Linked DNA regions of Mus musculus: region 2 is linked to region 1. Evidence: chromatin loops called from intact Hi-C (ENCODE). Cell type or tissue: left cerebral cortex. All regions are shown on one strand. Links, peaks and the distances in the headings refer to the core of each region. The heading gives the core; the rest is flanking DNA. Region 1 holds the start of Mrpl53 (mitochondrial ribosomal protein L53). Region 2 overlaps Sema4f (sema domain, immunoglobulin domain (Ig), TM domain, and short cytoplasmic domain).

Region 1 (11,332 bases), core at 3,046-5,545:
GGTGAGTGCAGAGACCTGAGAGTGGCAGCGTAAGTGTGTGCCTAGAGAACAGGGCTGGGGACCTTGCGATCTCCAATCTCCTTAGTCTCTGCTAAAGTTTTCTCTGTTGGCTTCTTGTTCTTTACTATGGAAAAAAATTCAAATATGGTCATAATAGTAATCAACTCATGGTCAGTTATGATTCATACTCCCTTGCTACTCCCTAATAGTGTTAGCCAATGACATCATTGTTTAGACTTATTTCATTAGCGACTGCATAATTATGTCTTTTACTTTTCCTAGTAGTGTTTAATTCATTATTCTCTTTAAAAGTGACATTTGTATATATTATTGTATATATATACATATACTATATATATACATACACACACATATACACACACTATATATATAGTATGTGTATGTATACATATACATACATTTGCTTGCCTCTGCTTCTTGAATCTGAGATTAGTGGCATATGCCCTTGCATCTGGCTTGCTTTATAGTTTTACTAAAGTAGCACATGTCTATATTTAAAGGGTGAAATGCAAGCTGGGGCTGTAGCTAAGCAACAAGCACTGCTGATCATGCATCATCGAACTTTTCTTTGATTCCAATCACGAGTGGGAAGGGGAGCAGAAGGAGGCAGCAAGATGATTCGTTAGTTATAGGTGCTTAATGCCAAGTCTGACAACCCCAGACCCATATGGGGTAAAGATAGAACTAATGACGGCAAGTTGTCTCTGCTGCATATGTGAGCATGCCAGCACATACACACACACACACACACACACACACACACTGCATATGTGAGCATGCCAGCACACACACACACACACTGCATATGTGAGCATGCCAGCACACACACACACACACACACACACACGAGAGAGAGAGAGAGAGAGAGAGAGAGAATGAAGTTAAAAGTATTTTTAAGCCCTCTAATGGGGAGATCAGCAGAACAGCTCCACTCCCCTCTGGGTTGGCTGTTTCTTCTCGCCCTTTCTCTGGATTATGTCAGGGCCTCATGTATGCCAGGTAAGATCCGTGACACCAAGCTATGTCCCCCATGATTTTCTTCTAGGTTTATGGACAGAGCTATTACTTCTGTCTTTATCTGTCCCATTTTGCACACCACTGCTTCCTGTTGCAAAATATAAGGTTATGTTTGTGTTCTCCTGGTGTGTTTGCAGGGCTCAAGTTGGCCCTGTCCTCCTGGTGTGTCTGCAGAGCTCAGGTTGGCCCTGTCCTGGTGTGTCTGCAGAGCTCAGGTTGGCCCTGTCCTGGTGTGTCTGCAGAGCTCAGGTTGGCCCTGTCCTCCTGGTGTGTCTGCAGAGCTCAGGTTGGCCCTGTCCTCCTGGTGTGTCTGCAGAGCTCAGGTTGGCCCTCTGCTCCTAGTGTGGATGCAGAGCTCAGGTTGGCCCTGTCCTCCTGGTGTGTCTGCAGAGCTCAGGTTGGCCCTCTGCTCCTGGTATGTCTGCAGAGCTCAGGTTGGCCCTCTGCTCCTGGTGTGTCTGCAGAGCTCAGGTTGGCCCTCTGCTCCTAGTGTGGATGCAGAGCTCAGGTTGGCCCTCTGCTCCTGGTGTGTCTGCAGAGCTCAGGTTGGCCCTGTCCTCCTGGTGTGTCTGCAGAGCTCAGGTTGGCCTTCTGCTCCTAGTGTGGATGCAGAGCTCAGGTTGGCCCTGTCCTCCTGGTGTGTCTGCAGAGCTCAGGTTGGCCCTCTGCTCCTGGTGTGTCTGCAGAGCTCAGGTTGGCCCTCTGCTCCTGGTGTGTCTGCAGAGCTCAGGTTGGCCCCTGCCCCTTTGCTCTGCTTCTCTGCTTACCAAGCATCTTAACTGCTGTGAACTCCCACCTTTGGTCTCCTGAATCTGAGACTTCTAGTCCAGCAACTGTTTGGGATTTCTTCCATTCTTACTGTTTTCTCTTTAACATCATGCCCTAGCGTAGCCTCCTAATGAGAAGAGCTTCACATAGATGGTTATGGAAGCCCAGAGGAGGACCAGTACCTGAGGCTTAACTGCTGGCTGGGCAGCCTCTGAGTAGCAGAAGCAGGCTCCCCAGACAGCCTTCCTGGGGAACAAAAGCTCATATGCTCTCTTTGTGAGTCCAGTCCTCCCTCCCTCCCTCTCCCCTCCTGTTTGTATTCAGGACTGTGTGTGTCAGGAAATGGTGTGGAGCTTGGCAGAGTAGCCAGTTAGCATTACATTGTTGGAGGCAGGGCCAGGGGTGCTAGTGTATACCTTTAATCCCAGTACTGAGGAGGCTGAAACAGGATTTGAGTTTGAGGCCAGCCTGGACTACATGGAAATTTCAAGGCTAGTTTGGGCTAGACAGATGGGAGTGGGGAAATTCTGTGCTGGAGAGAAGGGAGAACAGAGGCACACACATGTCTGATGTGCCAGGGACCCAGTGGTTTCTTCCTCTCCCCCATGCCGCAGAACCTCCCTTTCCTTAGGTTCCGGGGATCATATATCCACGTCTTTTTCCATTTTCTTTTGTTTTTTATTCCCCCATCCTTTTCCTTTCTTGACTCTAATGTAAGAGTCAGCTCAAGCTGGCCTCATGGAACTTGTCATCCTCCTGCTTCAGCATTCCCAGCCCTGGGGTCACAGGCATGTGCCACTATGCTCAGGTCACAGAACTTCTGCCAAATGCCCCATTTTTTTAGATTCTCCAAAAATCTAAAGCCGGGCGTGGTGGCGCACGCCTTTAATCCCAGCACTTGGGAGGCAGAGGCAGGCAGATTTCTGAGTTTGAGGCCAGCCTGGTCTACAAAGTGAGTTCCAGGACAACCAGGGCTATACAGAGAAACCTTGTCTGGAAAAAACAAAAAAACAAACAAACAAAAAAATCTAAACAACACAACCTTGTTATCACCATCTTCTTCCCACCCCATTTTTTAAAAAAAGATTTATATATGCAAGTACACTGTAGCAGTCTTCAGACACATCAGAAGAGGGCATCGGATTTCATTACAGATGGTTATGACCCACCATGTGGTTTCTAGGAATTGAACTCAAGACTCTAGAGGAGCATTCATTCAGTCACTGAGCCATCTCTCCATCCCCTGGCCATTGAGCTTCTAATACTCTGATTCTACTTTCCAAATGCTGGGAGTCTAGCCGCATGCCCAACACGCCTGACTTGTCATGTGCCTTTGATTACTAAGGAAACCTCTAATCCTAGGTACTGTGCATGGTTTAGGTCCAGACCTCCTTAGAAAATGCCCATGCTCCCACAGTGAGGCATCAGGGTTTTACAGATGCCCACACTGAGACCTCAGAGAGAGAAACACCATTCCCAGTCTAATAGACTAGCCCTTCTTACTTTCTTCCTCCCCATACAGCTCCTGCCCAAAGAATCACTGGGTCTGTTTGTCCAAGAATGCCATAAACAAGCCACACAAGGCTTCAAGCTCCACATGCCGAGGGGTCGATACTGGAGACTTCGATTGTGTCCTGGTAATTTTTCTTTCTTCCTGGTGCTGGAAATGAAACACAAGATTTCACACAAGCTAGACGAGCAAGCCTTGCTGAGTGAGCTACAACCCCCAGCCCACTGTCTTGGTAATCTCTCACTTCCACCTTTCTCCTTCGGGTTCCTGGTATAAATGGTCCAAGCCCTCCCCAGTTGTGGCTCCACACCACTGTCAACATCTTTGTCCTTACCCTTTGTGCCCTTCCTTCCCTCTGGAGCCCACTGGACTTCTGCAGTCTCTCCATCTGTCTTTTCTCTTGTCTCACTCCAGAACCTCCCAGTGACCCTAGTGAGTACGCTCGGATAGTGGTCTACTCTGTGTTGGAGCCTGTGTTGCAAGGACTTCAGGGATTGCCACCTGAAGCCCAAGCCCCTGCCCTCGGCCAGGCACTGACAGCCACACTGGGCGCCTGGCTTGACCACATCCTCACCCATGGGATCCGGTTCAGGTATGAAGGAAAGATGCTAGTGGCAGAGGAAGAATGCCAAACAGGGAAAATGGAGACCATTTGGGCAGAGCAGTCTGGGGAGGCAGAAGTGTCTGGTGGCCACATTGTACCTGGACATCTAGCCTGCAGGGGGCGCTGCAGCTCAAGCAAGACTTCGGAGTGGTCAGGGAGGTTCTGGAACAAGAGCAGTGGGGCCTGTCGCAGGAGCTTCGCCAGACTCTGCTCTCACTCAGCATCTTCCAGCAGCTAGATGGGGCCCTGCTGTGTCTCCTGCAGCAACCCCTGCCCAAGAATCCAGTCCACAGAAGACCTCCCCGTTGCTGTGAGTTATCACCACTCCTCAACCCCAGGCTTTTCTAAGCCCTTCCAGGGGTGCTTTCGAACACCCACACCCAATCTCACCATTGCTTTGGCGTCAGCATTCCCCACCAACCTGCCGTCCACTCCTGCCTTCCCAGGTCTCTGTTATGAGGTCCAGACCACTGAACTGCCCACCAGCAGCCTCAACAGCCTGGAAAACTTGGCACCCCCTCTTCGTCTTGGAGTCTCCCCTGCCCAGAACACTCACCTGCTAAGCACCCTGGGGGGAGGAGGACGAGGAGGAGGGGGAGGGGGAGGACCAGGACCTAGTCCTGAGGCTTACCTGGTGGGAAACCAGCAAGCCTGGCTTGCCCTGAGGCTGCACCAACACCCACGTTGGCACCTGCCTTTTTTTTCTTGCCTGAGGACAAGTCCTGAACCCTAAGTTGACTAGGACCAGGGGTTGCAGATCATGCCCCAGACAAGGAACTGTATGCTAGAGAAGCTTAAACCTGGGTGCTTGATAAAACATGTTCATAAACTAGAGTCCAGAATTGAACCCCCAGATCATCCTAGGATCTGCAATCCAGAGTAATAGGCAAACTACAGCCTGAAATCTGGATGTCGGAAACAATGAAGACATCTTGGAGCTAAAACTAGAAGGGGTCTACAGGGCTAGCGCTCAGGAGACAGGCAAACCTTGCTTTCTCTCGAATCCCAGGAGCAAAGCGAAAACTGATTCATGAGGAAACACAGACAAAGCAGACATTTCTACACGTGGAGGGCAGTCTTACCCCTTCCCCGTCTCTGTTTCTAGTCATTAGGCTGTAGGGCCTGGACATTTAAGCCTTGGCTGTTGCTACAGGGGCAGGGCTTGCCTTCTGCTGGGTGGACAGTCCCCGCAGTGACATCCTTTCCAAGGAAGGAGCCAGGATGTGGGGTGGTGCTGACCTAGATCTCGCAGGCAGGACCCCGAGGGAGAGGGCTGAAGGACGTTTTCCTGCGAAGGGGATTTTGCACATTCACTGCTTATGCTGTGTGGCACAGAACACTGCTAATGGCTGAAGTATTCGCGGGTGGCCCCGGAGGTCAGCCGCGCGAAGTACCGCGGAGCCGCCGGAAGCGGTCCGTTCCAATAAACCGATCCCCAGTGCTACTCCTTCCGGGGTGGAGGTAACCATGGCGGCGGCTTTGGCTCGGCTCGGACTACGGCCGGTCAAGCTGGTTCGAGTTCAGTTCTGCCCGTTTGAGAAGAACGTGGAGTCCACGAGGTACGGGTTCTGGGGAGGTGGGAGGCGTCCGTGTTCCCCACGCGTGCGCGCGCACCCTCGTCCCGGCTCCCTGGTCCCCCGGACGCGCTCACGCTGCCCTCCGGCCGCAGGACCTTCCTCCAGACGGTGAGCAGCGAGAAAGTCCGCGCCACCAACCTCAACTGCTCTGTGATCGCCGACGTGAGGCACGACGGCTCTGAGCCCTGCGTGGACGTGTTGTTCGGTAAACCTGGTAGGGACGCGGGTGGGCGAGGGCAGATCGCCGCCATAGCCCTGCATAGTCAGGGTCCCTAACTCATCGGTTTGCATCTCCCCCAGGAGATGGGTATCGGCTGATTATGCGCGGTGCCCACCTCACCACTCAGGAAATGTTAAGTGCCTTGGCCTCCCACATCCGGGACAGGAACGCCGCGGCAGCATCTGCACCGGGCGCAGACAAGGTCGCCCCGGGTACGAGTACCCGCCGCTGATATGGCAGAAGAGTCCAACAACCAAATGTTAGCTTGAATCTAAAGACAGTGAGTGGTCTGAGAAGACCTGGGCTTTAATCACTCAAAATGCTGCATGGAGCTCATGATACGGAGCAAGAACACTAACAACAGGGCTTCTGGGGCAAGATAAGTAAGTTTGGGTGGTGAAGGGCCCCGACAAATTGGAATTTTTCTTTCTCAGTGTTTAACTTTATTTGGATCTGTCAACCAAGTACATTTTAATTAAATATTTATTGCCAAATGAATGCTATTTTTCTCAGGTTGTTTACTTGGATTTTGAGAGAGGGTCTTACCATGAGCTAACCTGAAACTTAGTAAGAAGACCAAGGTGGCCTAGAAATGTGAAAGCATTTTTCTGCTTCAGGCTCCTCAGTGCTGGGATTCTAGACAGCCACCACCCTCAGCCTACAGTACTCATCTTCCTTAGTAGTGTTGTCTACTCTTCATTCACTCTCATGGAACCACCCATTCTGTCATAATTTCAACTACTCAGGATTTAAACCCTACCTTTTTATTTGGTTCTAACCCCATCTTCTATGATTAGCTACTGCCAATTTCCCCCATATGCCACCAACATTCTTTCCTTCAAGTGGAACGGTCACTTGGCTCTTCTGACTTCCTGCTCAGCCTTCTAGGCTAGAAATGTAGTGTTTCCTCTCCTATCCCTTCCCTTTCTCCGTAGATCCAACCAGTCTGTCTGCACTGAGGGGAAAGAGAGGAGCCAGCCCCGTCTATTGGCACACACTATCCAGGCTACTCAGGAGGCCAGCCTGGTCTACTTATCGAGACCCTTCCATTCTCACTCATTTCCTGTACCACTTTTATTCTCCTGCCTGGTGTCATTTTCCCTTATCATTTTAGCTGCTATGAAATCTCATCCTTCACATGGGTAATAATGGCTTACTTCCCACAGTCCGGAAATAGTTTTTGGTTAACATCCATTAATGTGACCATGAAGTCATTTTAGAGGATCAAATGGCATAAAAAGTTATCCATTCGAGGCCAGAGGAGTAGCTTAGTGTTTAAGAGCACTAGCTACTCTTCCAGATGACCAGGGTTCAATCTCCAGTACTCACATAGCAGTTCACAACTGTAACTCCAGTTCTAGGGCATCTGACACCCTCTCACAGACATGCATGTAGGCAAGACACCAATGAATGCACATTAAAAATCAGAAAAAAAAGTCGTACAAAAAAAGTTATCCATGCATGCCATGTGTTATTTTTTTTTTAACTTTTAGTTTTTATACCTCTACCTCCCTTCCAACCTTTCTTCACCCTAATCCCTTCTGACACCCCAGCATTATGTAGGAGAGAAGATTAGAGGGGGAGGGGATATAGACCTCTATAGGCTACTTCCTGCTGATTAGGGTCCTTGGGTTCCTTGGGGCAAGTCCAGTCTTCATCATCAGAATATCCAGCAAATGCAGCCGCAGCAAGAGGGATCAGCAGCTGCAGCAGGCCCTCTCCAGAGTCCCCAGAATTAATCTCTCTGCAGCAGGTAAAAATCACACCCCTGCTAGTGCACAAGGCAGTTCATAATCACCGGCTGGGACACAGCTTCTTACCCCACACCTGGCACTAAAACATAACTGAATTTCTAAAGAAACCAACATTCTTACTACAGCCACAAGAGTATTCTTTTAAGAAGTTTTAGTTTTGAATAAATGACTGTATATTTTATAAATAAAGACACTCTAGCATATGTGTGTGTGTGTGTACACTGGGTTACGGTATCATTGTTTTCTTTTTGTGTATGTATATGTATGTAGGTGCACATGCCTGTGTTTGCAAATGTGGAAGCCAAAGGTTGTGTATTTTCCTTTACCATGTTCCATCTGTTTTGGATTTTTGTTATTGTTTTGTTTTGTCTTGTTTCCAGATAAAATGTCTCACTGAACCTGACCTTACTCTTTTCAGCTAGCCTAGCCAGCAAGCACCCAGAATCCCCTATCTCCATCCCCCAAGTGCTGTGGTTACAGGCATATATTACCCCACCTAGCCAGCAAGCACCCAGAATCCCCTATCTCCTTACCCCAGTGCTGCGGATGCGCCCTGGCCTTTTATGTGAGCATGCTGGATCCCAAGTCAGTTCATGCTTTCCCAGCAAGTGCTCAAATCACTGGGCCACCTTCCCAGCCCCTTTGTTTCTCACCTTGAATTACAAGAAGAGAGAAAAAAAAAAAAAAAAAAAAAAAAAAAAAAAAAAAAAAAGCCCACAGCCACTGCCAGAGAACTTAAGAATGCCCAGCTAAGAATAGCTATGTAGTTTACCAGATAACTCGGGCCCCACTCCCCAGCAATACTGTAATTCTTCCCTGCCTAAATGAGTAGTAGAGGCTCTCTCGCTGCCATCCTTTAAGAAAGACATCTCCCTGAAGGCCTGGGGTGTGTGCTGCAGGATATTTGGCCATTCTGTGAACCCCAAGATTGTGTTACTTACTGGAAAATACTGGAATACTGGAAAATAGTTGTGGTGTGGCTCAGCCTTAGCATACACCTTTAATCCAAAAGCTTTCTGAACTATTGTAAACAAGATTAAAGTCAACTGTAGGTCAAGAAGTAGAGCAAGCAACCACAGGCCCAAGTGTTGTCAGGAAGTGAACATGGGCTTATTAAGAAAAAATGATAGAGAGAAAGAGTCAGGGGAACAGATAGACACACAGGAAGTAGAATTGCTTGAGACTGTGAGAGAGGGTCATTCCCGGTGAGACTTAGGCTGAGGAGGAAGGTCTGCTGGGTGTTTTCTCTGTCTCTCAGCTAGCAGGCTTTAACCCTAGCATCTGGCTCCCAAGTCTTCACTGGTAAAATTGAATGAGTTTTTGTTAAAAACAGCAGGTGTCAGGCTGGAAAGATGGCTCAGTGGTTAAGAGCACTGACTGCTCTTTCGAAGGTCCTGAGTTCAATTTCCAGCAACCACATGGTGGCTCACAACCATCTGTACAGCTACAGTGTACTCATATACATAAATAAATGAATCTTAAAAACAAAAACAGAGCTGGGCGTGGTGGCACATGCCTTTAATCCCAGCACTCGGGAGGCAGAGGCAGGTGGATTTCTGAGTTCGAGGCCAGCCTGGTCTACAAAGTGAGTTCCAGGACAGCCAGGGCTATACAGAGAAACCCTGTCTCAAAAAACAAAACAAAACCAGAACAGCTGTCAATCCCAGTCAGCTCTGCCCTTAAGTAGTTATGACATGGGACAGATAAATCTGTCACTGTCCACTCTCATTTGTCAAATAAGAATAGTATAGGCTTGTCCACCTATCTAAAGGTTCTGTGTTGGTTCCATTAACTTAGGAATGAAAATACTCTAGATTAAAATAAAAAAACAAACAAAAACAAAGGGCATCCAGGGCTTGAACAGATGGCTCATCGGGTAAAACTGCTTACCACGAGGCTTGATGGCCTGTTTGATCCCTGGGACCCTCATGGGGAAAGGGAAGAATAACAGCAAGTCATGGTCTTCTGACAGCCACTCACACACTGTGGAACATGCACACCCGAATACAAATTAATAAATTTAAAAGTTGTACCTGCATGAGTATGTACAGATTTCCCCTTGTTATTATCCCCTAAATAATAGATCTATTGACATATCATTTACATCACATTAGGTATAAGTTATTTAGTTAATATAAGATACACTGTAAGCCAGGTATAGGTTACATGCAAATACTACTACACATTTTAGTTGAAGGCAAAGCTTGGCTATGTAAATACCAAGGAAACCATGGCTGCATAGTGAGCCCCTAAGTTGCTCATTGGTCAATTTGAGGTGCAGGTACTACCTCGGAACAGCTTCCAGACAGATGTAAATTCTGTTTCCTGGGCCATAGGAAAGAAAATACCTTTGCAGAGTTGGAGTTCCAGAAAAGAGTGGTGGGCGAAGGACTAAAATACAGTTCAGTGAAGTAAGCTGTTACTTGGTGGGTTCATCCCCTCCCCACATCCAGTGTCACCCCTAACACTAGATAGGAGAGAAACAGGATAGAGGGGTTAGAAAAATCCCTGAATCTAATTTCTTTTGTTTCTTCTTTGACCACAGTAACCAACACCCCCGAATGACCACCAACCACCAACCTTGCCTCTTGAGACCCTCCCTTTATGCACCCTCTGGAAAGTTTCCAGAATTCTGTATGTCACACAATCACAGAAATTATCTGCAACTGGCAAAACCACATTTCAGCTAGAGCATGAGGCAAGTCAGGGTCAGCTGCTGCGGCCAGTCGGGCGCAGCCCACAGCCCTAGACCTGGGATTAAAAGGAAAGCACCTTCTTATAACATTTCTATGTTTTCTCAGGACACAAAAATTCCAAAAGTCTCAAAAGTGTCACTACAGTACCTAGCATGCAGAAGTTCCTAAGTTGCTCTCTGGCACTAGAACTGAACGAGTGAGTGAGTGAGTGAGTGAGTGAGTGAGTGAGTGGGCCTGGGCGGTAGCTCAGTTGGCAGAGTGCTGGGCTAGCACTGAGTACACCAATCACTTGTGTGCTTGTAACCCAGCACTGGGAAGGTAGAAGCTGGAGGATCAAAAGTTCAAAGTCAGATTTGGCTACACAGCAAGTTCCAAGCCAGTCAGGGATATAGACTTTGTCTTAAATTTAAAAATCAATCAATAAAATTATAGGCTGTTAGAGACAGACTTGTCTGAAGTTATAGAACTGCTTAAAGAAACAGACCCTACCTGGGCTTCCTTGTGAGTCCACTCCAGGAGGAACGGAAGTACAGAGTATGAATAGTGAAATAGCTTAATTCATACACACTTGGGTTTTAAGCTAGTCCCTCCCAGCTCTGTGGCTTGGACCCAGGTACTTATATTTCCTAGGCCACCGTTTTCTGCTTCCAGATTAGAGCTGGATAGTGATACGTAAACATAGCTTAACAGTCCCTAGCTCCTGACACTCTGGAGGCTGAGGCAGGAGGCTGTCTATCACTATCAAGCTTTGGGACAACCTGGGCTATATACAAAGCAAGACTGTCTTAACCAACATAATTTTACATAGCAAGTTGGAGGAAAACCTAAACAAACATATCCCCCAAACGGGAAACTGGCATTAGTGTGATCATATGGACAAGTGTGTAGGACCCAAAGAGGCCATCAGATCCTCCGGACGTATTTGTAAGATGCCATGTTGGTGCTGGGAACTGAACTATCCTCTGCAAGAGCAGCAAATACGTTAACCATTAAATCATATCTCCCGCTTTCTTCCTTACTCGTACTTTTTTTTTTAAAGACATGGTCTCACTGTGTATCCCAGGGCGGCCTCAAATTCACAGAGATCATCCTGCCTCTGCCTCCTGAGTACTAGGATTAAAGCTGAGAGCCACCACGTCTGGCATTTATTTATTTATTTATTTAT
Region 2 (11,332 bases), core at 4,630-7,129, 190 kb before region 1:
GAAAGTAGAACAGAAACTTCAACTGGAAAGGGCTGCATCCTCACCGGGGTTCGAGGTCCCTCACCAGGGATGGACGAGGCACATTCACAGGCCAAGAGCAGGACGGAGCAGATGCAGCGCACACAGGAATAACGAAGCAAGAAAGGAGGCGATGGTGTCTTCAAGCACGTGCAGAGCCTAGCTTCACTAGCTTCCGAGGAGGACTGGAGAGAGGTGGGATCTCCAGCAGCAGTGTGTCCAGGGACTGGCCTCAGGCAGCAGGCCAGGGAGGAACTGCCTCACAGCAACACCTCCTCCATTTATGTGGCCCAAGTGTGGTGACTATGGACCATGGTCCTTTAACCTCATTAAGGCCTTGAGAATCTGATGAAAGCCATCACACACACACACACACACACACACACACACACACACACACGCACGCACGCACACATGCCACACATGGACAGACATTTCTTTGCATACAATTTCAGGGAGTCCTGCTAGGGGACTCCTGCTTTAGGGCAAGGGTGAAAGTCACTGAGGCAAATCTTCTTGAACCTGCTTGTAATTTCCTACACACTTTTCTGGGTTCCTTTTGTCATCCCTCAATAGCTAGAATGTTGTGAAGTTCATTTTAAATGGAAGCCAAGGAAAGAGGGCTCAGCCTCCACTCCAGCCAGGGAAAAAGCAGCGGTGGCACGGCAGTGGTGGCAGCCAGAGGAGAAAGATGAGGAGAAGGACGGGGCCACGTGTCCTGCTGCCCTTCCCACCAGAAGGTCACTTTGGGAACTTTGCTCAAAGTTGAAGAAGCGCTGTGGGGTGATGGGGTCGTGTGGTTTCCCTCACTGGCTACCGAGGGTAAAGTTGTCCCCCGTTCCAACCTTCCTCTCCGACCCCCCAAAAGCACCTAGGCACCGGCCCTGTCATCCACACACACCTGGACAGGTCTTCGAGGCACACCAGTGTATAGACACACACTCTTCAAGGGACAAAGGGAAACTGAGTTGGGAGAGATCTCAAGGCAGTCCGGGGATCATGCGCTCCCCAGAGTCAGCAAACTGGAAAATCATCATACAGGCACCACACGGATGCAGGGCACACGCGCTCCAACCACCCCGCAGTGCTCCCTCTTTCCGGGGGCCCACCATAAGCAAATCAGAGCCTGTGTCCTTGCTCCACCCCACAAGCTGATGATGGGCCCAAGACAAGAGGCCATAGCAGAGGGCTACAGGGTTGATCTCTCATGAGAATCAGGAATCAGGCAAAGGTCTGGCCCTCAGCTCATCCAGGTCCAGAGGACAGACACTGACGTGTGATCACACAGACTCCAAGAGAATGGAGCAGCCATGATCGTCTCCCAGGTTCAGTGACCCTGGTCTTCGTAGCCGCTAGTTCCAGAGATTGCTCATGGCTGGCAGTCATTTTCCTGGCTTTAGATAGACGTCTCATCGCACGTGGCCAGAGGAGCCCCAGTGAGCCGGATGTGGGCTGGGCTCGGGCAAGAATCCAGCAGGAAGGGTGGAGGGAAGCCACCAAAACCACTGCCCCGCTTACCCAGGGCCAGGGGCAGCCGTTCATCTTCAGGTGAAGGAGAGGGAGGGTCTTGGCTATAGCTTGTGGTCCCAGAAGGTGGAGCCCCCAGATCTAAGCCCACCTTGTCTCTAGCTAGAAGCTCCCTCTGTCGCCGCCGCTGCTGACGGCGACCAATCAGGAGGAGAGTGAGAGATGCTGCTAGAACACCCAGGAAAAAGCCAACCAGCCCAGCCCCCACAACGGTGTGGGCCCGGTTTGCGGGCCCCCTCTGGCTGCCCCACACCAAGCTATAAGCAGCCACCACACGGGCGGCTCCACCCTCCTGACACTCGCAAGCATAAGCCCCCATGGCCCCTGGGGTCACCACCACCTCTAGCCCATCCCTTCGTGGGGTGAGCGAAGTCACTCCACTGGGCTGGTGCCACACACAGGATGCCCAGGCAGAACTGGGGGAGCACGGCAGGACCACGTGGCCCACCGTAGCCACTGGAACTTCAAACACTACCGGATGTTCTGTGGAGAGAAGGCAAAGACACAAAAGACATGAAGCTATAGGCAGGAAGTAGGATGGGGGCATATGGAGAGATGTCATATATAAGATATGTAGGGACATTGCCAAAAGGGATTCCCAAAAATGGAAAGGCCCTGGGTCCTGGGTCCTGGGTCCTGGACTGCCATGTCTTCATGGGATCAAGTCTTTTGAATGAGACAAAAAAGATCAACTCTCTAGCCCCTTTCTATACATTCCACCCGCATTTCTCTGAGCCATACAAACCTCCAGGTTCTTTTGGACACAAAGAAGAGACATCTGCTGACTCTATGTCTTGAACCATCCTACAGAGAAGAGAATATCTGGTAAACCTAGTGTTCCAATGTGCTTGCACCTTCCTCAGACCCTCACAGTACCATGGTACTCAGCCCCACGGTACTCCCACTACCACAGTACTTGGTTACCACAGTACTCAGTTATCACAGTACTTGGTTGCCACAGTATTCAGTTAACAAAGTACTCAGTTAACACAGTACTAAGTTATCACAGTACTCAGTTATCATAGTACTTGGTTACCACAGTACTCAGTTATCACAGTACTTGGTTGCCACAGTATTCAGTTAACAAAGTACTCAGTTAACACAGTACTAAGTTATCACAGTACTCAGTTATCATAGTATTTGGTTATTACAGTACTTGGTTACCACAGTACTCAGTTATCATAGTACTTGGTTGTCACAGTATTCAGTTAACAAAGTACTCAGTTAACACAGTACTCAGTTATCATAGTATTTGGTTATCACAGTACTTGGTTACCACAGTACTTAGTTATCACAGTACTTGGTTGTCACAGTATTCAGTTAACAAAGTACTCAGTTAACACAGTACTAAGTTATCACAGTACTCAGTTATCATAGTATTTGGTTACCACAGTACTCAGTTAACACAGTACTTAGTTATCACAGTACTCGGTTATCACAGTCCTGACTCCAGAACCCATCATGTTAGAAATCACTCCTGGAGTTAGTCAGCATTCACCCCTCCACCAAATCTTTCCTTAATGTACCTCAAGGCTTTTCCCTGTCAAGTATCCACATATTCCTAGCTGACAATCTGTTGGAAACGTGCTTGGTGGGTATCCCCTAAGAGGCAGGGAAATCTGAGAAGTGAAACTGCTGTCCATGGCTACAGGGTGCCCTCTCCTTTACACCTGAAGGCTTGGGGGAGGGGCTGTGAGTCGTGGTAAACAAGATTGCCATGCAAGCATGAGGCCCTGCCGTAAACCTGCAGCACCCAGGTAAAAGGCTGGGTGTGAGGCCAGGCTGGTGGCCTGCCATGGGCTTCAAAACGGAAAATCCTAGTGTTACAATGAAAAAGAATTTTGCAAGCACCTGGCCAAAACTATTCCACTAAGAGAATTTAAATTAACAGCTGAGACTAGCTCAGGGGAGGGGGCCTCCCGACCCTCACAGACCTAGGTTTGGATTAGGCACTAATCGTGACGCCTATAATCTCAGTGTGTGGGAAGATGAGGCAGGAGAGATCACTATGAATTTGAGGCCAGCCCGGGTTCTACAGATTAGGGTGAGCTCTAGGCCAGTGTGGGCTACAGATTAAGACATTATCACAGTATTTTTTTTAATTAAAATATATTTATAAAGCAAATAAGCCTACGAGTATTGATGGTATTATTTGAATCTTGAATTATACAGGTTAAGTATATGCAAATGAGGAAACTGAAACATCACTGTATATTTGATAACACTAAAAAGTTAAGGATTGGGTATGGCTACATAAGTATTACCTATTATGTAACATGATTATTTTGTGTGTGTATATTTATGTTTGTGTGTGTGAACGTGGACATACGTGTGTGTGTGTGTGTGTGTTGAGCCCAGAGGACAGTCTTCATTCTGTACTGAGTGACAATCTGTCATTCCTCAGGCAGCCTGCACCTTTTCCCCACCTCAGTGCACTACAAGGGTGCAATTCCCTCAGAGGCCAGAAGAGGGCACTGGAGCCCCTGGAACGGTGAGCCATCCTGTAGGTGGGAAGAATTGAACCTGAGTCTTCTGGAAGAACAAGCAGTGCTCTTAACTGCTGACCCATGTCTCTCTCCAGCACCCTTTTCTTTTGTTTTAGTGTCCTTGTATGCCACAGATACTCAAAGATTTATGAATAAAATAACATGATATCTAAGAAAGATTTGCTTCAAAATAACTGACAGCGAAGTCATTAAAAACAGTGTTGGTCAGGCAGCAGTGGTGGAAGGGGTGGAGATACACAAATTTATCATTTTAGTCACATTTATTCATTCATCGTACTTTTAAATATTTAAGATTTCCAAGGATAAGATCTTTTTAGGAGATTTCTTATGTGACAAGAGAGTCATTCTGAATTATTCAGAGTGAGGGAGGGACGTCAGGGTTTGCTTCCGTGTGGTATATTTTTAAGGTCACCTCTGAGAGGCAAATGGATGGCAGGAGCCCAGAATTAGGAGACCCCAGTGAGAAGTGACTGGGTTGGGGATAGCTCAGTGGAAACAGTGCCTGCTGTACAAACCTGATTAAGTGAATTTGGTTCCCCAGAACCGGCCTCAAAGTTGGCCACAGTAGGACAGGTATCTCACAAGTCCCTGTGCAGCCCTATCGCCTGATGAAGAGACAAAAGAAACTAGAAGCTTGAGGGCAGCTAGCTTGAATACAAAATAGTGAGCCACAGACAGACCTTGTCTCAAAGTGTAAGAAAACTAGCAGGGATTGTCCTCTGTCCTCTGACACACAAGCTGAGGCAATGACATACACTTGCCAGTCCTCATGTATACACATACACACACCTTACATAAATATACATCATACATACACACATATCATATACAAACACACACATACATATACACTCTAATACATCACACATACATACACACACGCACGCACACCACGCTGGCTTGGTGGCAGTGGAGGTGGAGGAAGCCAGTGGAGCAATGATCCACTTCGGAGCTGGAGTCACTATCATCCGAGGTACAATGTGTGCAATGCCCGGTCTAGCATTAATTAGACAGCACCAGACGGGCAGACAGATGAGTTAACATGAGCTAACCGACGGGCAGGCAAGAGATGCGGCTCCAAACAAGAAGCCACACACAGAGGGAATGGCATCGGCAGATGAGACAGCCATATGGGAGGGCGGAGTCCAGGAGGGCGGGCAGGCAAGAGAGCAAAGCAAAGCAGCCCCACTCACCCACGGTGCTCGCCTGCATGGGCCACACAAGCATCGAGCCGGAAGCTCCAGGCACACACGGGATCCTGGGCCAGGATACATTCTGAGCAGCTCTGGAGACGGCCACAGTTGCTGGTGTTCACTTGTGTCACCTCAGTATGGGAGCCCACCAGAAGCCAATCCTGTAGAAATGGAGCGAGAGAGAAAATGTGCTCATCGTCCAGACCAGACCGTTAACTGGCCACAGACTCGACTCTCCCCAGCAGGCTCCCCGAATACACAACTCACATGGTACAATTTCATGCTTTCAACCGGCTGTGTTTCCGGGAACAAGGCCAGATCCTCCAGGACACTGAGCTGAGCTCCGATGCGCACAGCCCGATGGAGGTGCCCATCCTCTGGGAGGAAGGAAAAGGGCAAGAAAATGGCTTAGCTGGCACTGTGCCTGGAACCCTGGTGCCTGGATGTCACAGGGCACCTCTCTGTGGTGACGTTATGGGCAACTTGCTTGATGCTGTATACCTGTCCCCAGGTAGAGCACATCATATTCTTTCCCTGAGAGGCTGGTCACCCGGTGAGCCACAACTCTGAGATAGGCTGTATCCGTAGTGACCAGCAGGGGGCGGCCATCAGCTGGAAACACGGGCCTGTCCATGAGCGGGTGGTCTCTGATAAAGGTGAGCACACGGTCTGGCAGGGAGAGTGAGGATCCAAACTGCTGGAACTTCATGTTGTTGGTGATGCACTAAAGGAGACAGGTCTGGGTGACAATGTTTCTCAGGGAACAGGAAGTATCAGGGATGCTTAGCAAAGCTCTTGTCCTTTACGATGGTGGAAAAAAAAATCAAGGTTGTGATGAAGACCTGCCCCACCCCCTCCTCACCTCTCCAGGTCTGGGCTGGGGCACCTCGTTGTCCATGACAGGTAGTCCCCTGTTGCAGTCATGTTTTAGCTCTCTAAAGGGACCATTCAGCACTGCCCGGATGTCTTGGGGTCGGAAGGCACACACAGCAGAAATGGCGGCTCCTTCCCTGGAGGAGTCACAGATTGGAGCTAAGTATCTGGAGAGAGCTAGGTGACAGCAACTCGTCCCTTATCAAAGGACTGGATCCCCGAGAAGCACACAGGAGCCATGCAGCCGAGGGAAAGAGAGTCCACCTGCAGTGACCATACCAACTCCACGGACACCCCTCCCCCCGTCACCCCGTCATCCACACCAGGACCCCCTCACCACTGGGAGGAAAAGATGCCATAAAAGAGGGGGGTCCCCGCGCCAGGCTGAGGTCGAAGCTCTGTCATATCCTGCAGAACCCCCGAGGCCCTTCCATGCTCGGGCCCTGGACACAGCAGGTCAGCCTTTAGAAACGTCGTCCATCTCTGCTGAAGGGTCTTCCGGCCCCCAAGGTCCCCCTGGGGTGACAGGAACATGGGAAACACTCTTTAGAAGACCAAAACTAGATAAAACATGTGTAGACCCTTGTGTGTGCTACCTGAGTTCATAGCACGCGGACAGACAGACATGGAGAAGAACAGACATAATCTGAGAAACTGGGGGTAACAGGGTGCAGAGATGGATAGGATTGTGATAACAAGGACACTGACAACGTAAATCATGACAAAGAACTGTGACTTCACTTAGTCCTTAAAACCAATTTGTCCTCGGTTGTTATAAAAACTCTACATATACGCTTCAAAGGTGCCAAGGAACAAGAGAGAGGTCACAGAGGCAGGAAGTGGTGGGGCAGGACTTGAACCTGGGTCCATCATTACATCCTTCCTTAAACTTCTAATGTAACCCAACTTCCTATAGACAGTGTGTTGCGAAGGTAAGTGTGGGGGAGAGCTAGAGTCGCCAGAGTGGCCAGAGCCTTCTCCCTCACCTTCCTCAAGCTCCCATGAGAGAAGCCTAGGTGGAGAACAAACCAGACAGAGGAGAGAGGCGAAAGAGGCCCAGGGAGGAAGAGATGGAAGGCCAAAACACTGGGAGATGACAGCCAGCCAGGACAGAGCTCTCACCGCACACACACGGGCCACTCGTGGGACCTTGATGCGCTCATATGAGTCCAAGACTCGGGAGGTCTCCGTGAAGAAAAAGAAGATTTCATCGTCTCCATCTTCATCCCCCCACTCAGCCGGGCTCAGGACCATAGCTGCGACAAAGGCTGGGGCTGAAGAAACCAATGACCTCAGATCTTCAGACAGCCTGGGGCTACCCAGCCTCCACCTGACCTGTGTCCCAGGTGACCCTGTCCCTCTTCCCACCATTAAGCCAGGATGACAAGGTCTCTGTTCGAATCCAGTCCTCAGCTCGACCCACAGCTCGGGAGATAATCGGCTCTGTCCCCAGGAAGTTTTTCACAGTGGCGGTGTAGAGGACGCCCCCTGCAGGGTGACAGGAAGGAGATGAGCAGTCAGAGACACCTGGAAGCAGAAACAGTCACAGGCAGGGCGTGGGACAAAGCAGAGTAGCAACACACAGACTGAGCATGCACCAAATGTCATCACGGGGGACACCTGACTCACAGGAAGTGCTGGAGTAGGAAGCCTGCACTGAGGGAGAAATGCCAGAAGGACCCAGGCATGACAGGAGCAGAAAGGCTTCTCTAGCAGACATTGGGTGTCACTGCAGTAACCTGGTGAGAGCTAACTGTCCTCAGACTCCCCAGGCGGTGGCCTTTGCTTTGCAGCAAACCCCAAGTTTTCCACTATGGAGTAGAGAACCCGTGTTCTTTCTGAACACTGCTGGGTACACTACCCTGGAACCATTCACAGCTAAGGAGTATACTGGGATCACGTGGATACTTGATGTAGGTCATCAGGCCCAGCAACTCTAACTGGGTAAAATCGGGGCATGTCCCAACACCTTGCATTTCAAGCAGGCAGAAGTCACACTGATAACAAGTGGTTCAAGCCACACTTTGGGAAATACCAGCTCAGTTTGATGAGAGGAAGCTTCACAGAAAGTGAGGAGTGTCTCCTGCACTGAGACAGTCTCCAGCACTCTAGGAATAGTGGGGGTAAGAGATGAATCACAGGCACGTTGGGACACAAGAGAGGAACAGCTCTGCCACCATGAATAACATGGGCAAGGGGTCAGACACAAGGAATAAGAAAGTGGCTGTGGGCCATAGAAAGTCATGGGCACCCAGGGTCTCTCATGAAGCACAGGCATTCTGGGAAAAGCAAGGTGGCAGGATTCCATCAGTTGCTGTGCACAAGGCACTGTGCTGAGCGCATCACCTTCTGGGGCAAGGAGGACAAGCAGATGTTCAGGGACCAGGAGTCCTGAACTGGGGGAGGGAGACAGGCAGACGATGATCCAGCCATGCCTATCTGGGATTGCAGCATCTTTTGAGGGGCAGCAGAGAGGTACCAGGGATTGAAACTGGGACCCTGCATATGCCAGGCAACTGTTACACCACCTGAGCTATATTCCCAGACCCATAGCATCTCCGAAGAATAAAAAATTTGCCAGTTAGAGGGCATCAGGGAGAAAGACAGGGAAGCAGTGAACAAAGGAGCCATACTCAGGCATAAGGACCATGGTGGCTGATGCCCAAAGGGGCAGACGTTTCTGCACCAAGCAAATGAACAGAGGCAAGGCTAGAGGCATGGAGATGTGTCCTCGTTTGTGAAGTGTGCTCTGACATATCAGGACACGAAGTCTTTATCTCACAGGGAAGAGAACAGTGGAGTTTTTTTTTTAAATGGGGAGTGTAACATAATCAATTGGGGTTTATAAAGAAAGCAATGAGGGCTGGAGTATAGCTCAACGGTAGAGCCTAGTAAGCCCTAAGTCCTGGGTAAGAAGACCATGATGATGGTGATGGTGATGGTGATGGTGATGGTGATGGTGGTGGTGGTGGTGGTGGTGGTGGTGGTGATGGTGGTGATGGTGATGGTGATACTGACAATGATAATGGCCAGGCATGGTGGTGTGAATTTGTAATCCCAGCAGTAGGGAGGCTGAGGTAGGAAGATCAGAAATTGAATGCAAGTCTGAAATCAAAAAACAAGAAGCACATGCCTTTCATCACAGGGCTCTGGAAGCAGAGGCAAACAGATCTCAAGGTCAGCCTGGTCTAGAAAGCAAGTTCTATGACAGCCAGGGTTATGCAGGGAAACCCTGTCTCAAAGCAAAACAACAACAAAGATGGCTCAACCATTAAGAACCCTGGCTTCTCTTGCAGAGGACCTGAGTTTGATGCCCAGCATCTACATGGAGGCTCACAACCATCCTTGACTCTAGTCCCAGAGGTTCCAACGTCCTCTTCTGACCTCCTTGGGTACTGCAGTCACGTGGTACCCAATCACATGCATGCAGTATGCACACGCGCATGCACACACTCACACACACATATGCACACACACAGGAAGTGAAAATGAAGAAGAGGAGCCACCTCAACATTAAATTCCTCGTGTGATGTTTTGATTTGTGAACTCATTACAACAAAGTGATGTTTATGTTTTCCAAAAGAGAAGAGGGAGAAGAGGAAGAGGAAATGGAAGAGGGTGAAAGGGGAGAAGAAAAGAGAGAAAGAGAAGATGCAGAGGAGAAGTAACAGCAACAAAGGACCATTCACACAGCTCAAGAAGCATGGAAGACCCAGAGGAGGCAAAGAAGAAAGGGGAGAGGCCAAGAAGGTACTTCTAAGAGAAAGTGTGTTAGTGCAGACTGAGCACAAACTGAAATCGGAGAGATGAAAGAATAGACAAAGATAACATCTCTGTGGTTTGTCAGACATAAGTAACCAGGACAGGAAACAACAGAGGAAGGCTTGTGAAGAAGGCAGCCGGAGAAGAAGGGCATTCACTCCTGGACATGCTAAGGCAAAAGGGCTTTCAGGAGACATGGGAAATTCAAGAAGGCAACTAAGGATGGTCCAGGAAACACAGCCAAAGCCATCACCTACGCGTCACTACACATCCTGTTTAGGTCCCAATAGGAACAACACAAAGGTACTGATCAGAGATGCAAATAGACTAGGGTGCCCTGAGGAACACCACCGTCTAAAGGAGAATATTCTGCAGGCAGCTGAGAGGTCAGATCAGAGAGCCGGGAGAAGGAAGCAAGGGCTTGAAGGGGCTTGTGCTAGCCCGGGGAAGCAGGAGAGAGCAGGGTCATGCAGAAGGAAGCAGAGACATGCTGGCTAACAGATGCTCCCTAAGGGCTGTGCGTTGTTAGCAGTGGCCAGATACCCAGCCTTGAAACAACACTCAGTGCAAAGTGAAAAACAGCCAAGAGGCCTGGGAGACTTGTAGACCGAAAACCTCCTTGCAGGGTGTAGGTGGGAAGGAGAGGTGATTCCACCGCTTGAGATTGTGGGCAGGGTTTTGGCATCAGAAGACTTGGGGTTGAACCCCGAGAGCACTCACTAGACAACAATCTTGGGCAAACTGGCTTTCCTAAATCCCAGGCTCTTCAAATGCAGAACAGGGAGAAAGCCACCTTCCACTCATCAGTGCAGATGCTAGAAAACAAGTACAGAACCCTCGCGAGGGCCAGCCACACGGTATGCATTCTGTACCATCGGTGACAGTCCCTGTAGAACTTCAGAGACATGTCTTGCTGCTAGCAGAGGAGGAGCAGCTGTCAAGTGACATGCCAATCCCTTCCAGAAGAGTTTAGGACAGAAAACCTAAATATTAGTCACAGGTCCCAGCAACTAATGGAACCCCACATGAGCCAACACTCTGTACTTGCTAGGTGGTAGGTGAGAGAGAACTGATACTGGAAAACTGATTGAAGAATGGTGCCTAGAACCTAGGCAGTAGTGGCACATGCCTTTAATCCCAGCACTCATGAGGCAGAGACAGGAGACAGGTCTGGGTGACAATGTTTCTCAGGGAAAAGGAAGTGTCAGGGATGCTTAGCAAAGCTCTTGTCCTTTGTGATGGTGAAAAAAAATCAAGGAGTTCAAGGCCAACCTGGTTAACAGATCAAGTTCTAGGACAGCCAGGGCTACACAGAGAAACCCTGTCTGAAAAAAGGGAAAGGGAAAGGGAAAGGGAAAGGGAAAGGGAAAGGGAAAGGGAAAGGGAAAGGGAAAGGGAAAGGGAAAGGGAAAGGGAAAGGGAAAGGGAAAGGTCCTTAACAACACCATACAC

The links. A loop is a pair of places that touch in the nucleus more often than their neighbours do. Peaks named below come from ENCODE experiments on the same cell type or tissue, not always from the same donor. Only the 100,000 strongest peaks of a DNase experiment are listed, where the experiment ranks them.
Region 2: a loop joins it to region 1, with 2.4 times the contacts of the local background. A loop is called at or near these places in 6 of 42 quality-filtered maps.

Annotation. Positions count from the first base shown.
Region 1 is chr6:83,103,725-83,115,056 of GRCm38, forward strand. Ccdc142 (coiled-coil domain containing 142) reads left to right here. Exons shown (of 9, transcript NM_001081266.1): 5 at 1; 6 at 3,329-3,443; 7 at 3,731-3,908; 8 at 4,031-4,230; 9 at 4,367-5,397. The coding sequence ends at 4,653. It overlaps Mrpl53 (mitochondrial ribosomal protein L53), which reads left to right and starts at 5,384. Exons shown (of 3, transcript NM_026744.3): 1 at 5,384-5,479; 2 at 5,590-5,702; 3 at 5,798-6,208. The coding sequence starts at 5,388. The coding sequence ends at 5,949. In left cerebral cortex, for the core only: CTCF peaks have their summits at 4,036 (motif pointing right) and 5,295; DNase peaks (open chromatin) are centred at 4,043 and 5,312; H3K4me3 peaks cover 1,076 bases; H3K27ac peaks cover 945 bases.
Region 2 is chr6:82,912,077-82,923,408 of GRCm38, forward strand. Sema4f (sema domain, immunoglobulin domain (Ig), TM domain, and short cytoplasmic domain) reads right to left here. Exons shown (of 14, transcript NM_011350.4): 6 at 7,487-7,606; 7 at 7,241-7,392; 8 at 6,456-6,634; 9 at 6,108-6,255; 10 at 5,747-5,969; 11 at 5,513-5,622; 12 at 5,246-5,406; 13 at 2,291-2,349; 14 at 1-2,028. The coding sequence ends at 1,415. Among named protein-coding and RNA genes, the nearest start is that of Sema4f, 22 kb to the right of the region's middle. In left cerebral cortex, for the core only: a CTCF peak has its summit at 5,839 (motif pointing right); DNase peaks (open chromatin) are centred at 5,203, 5,552 and 5,791.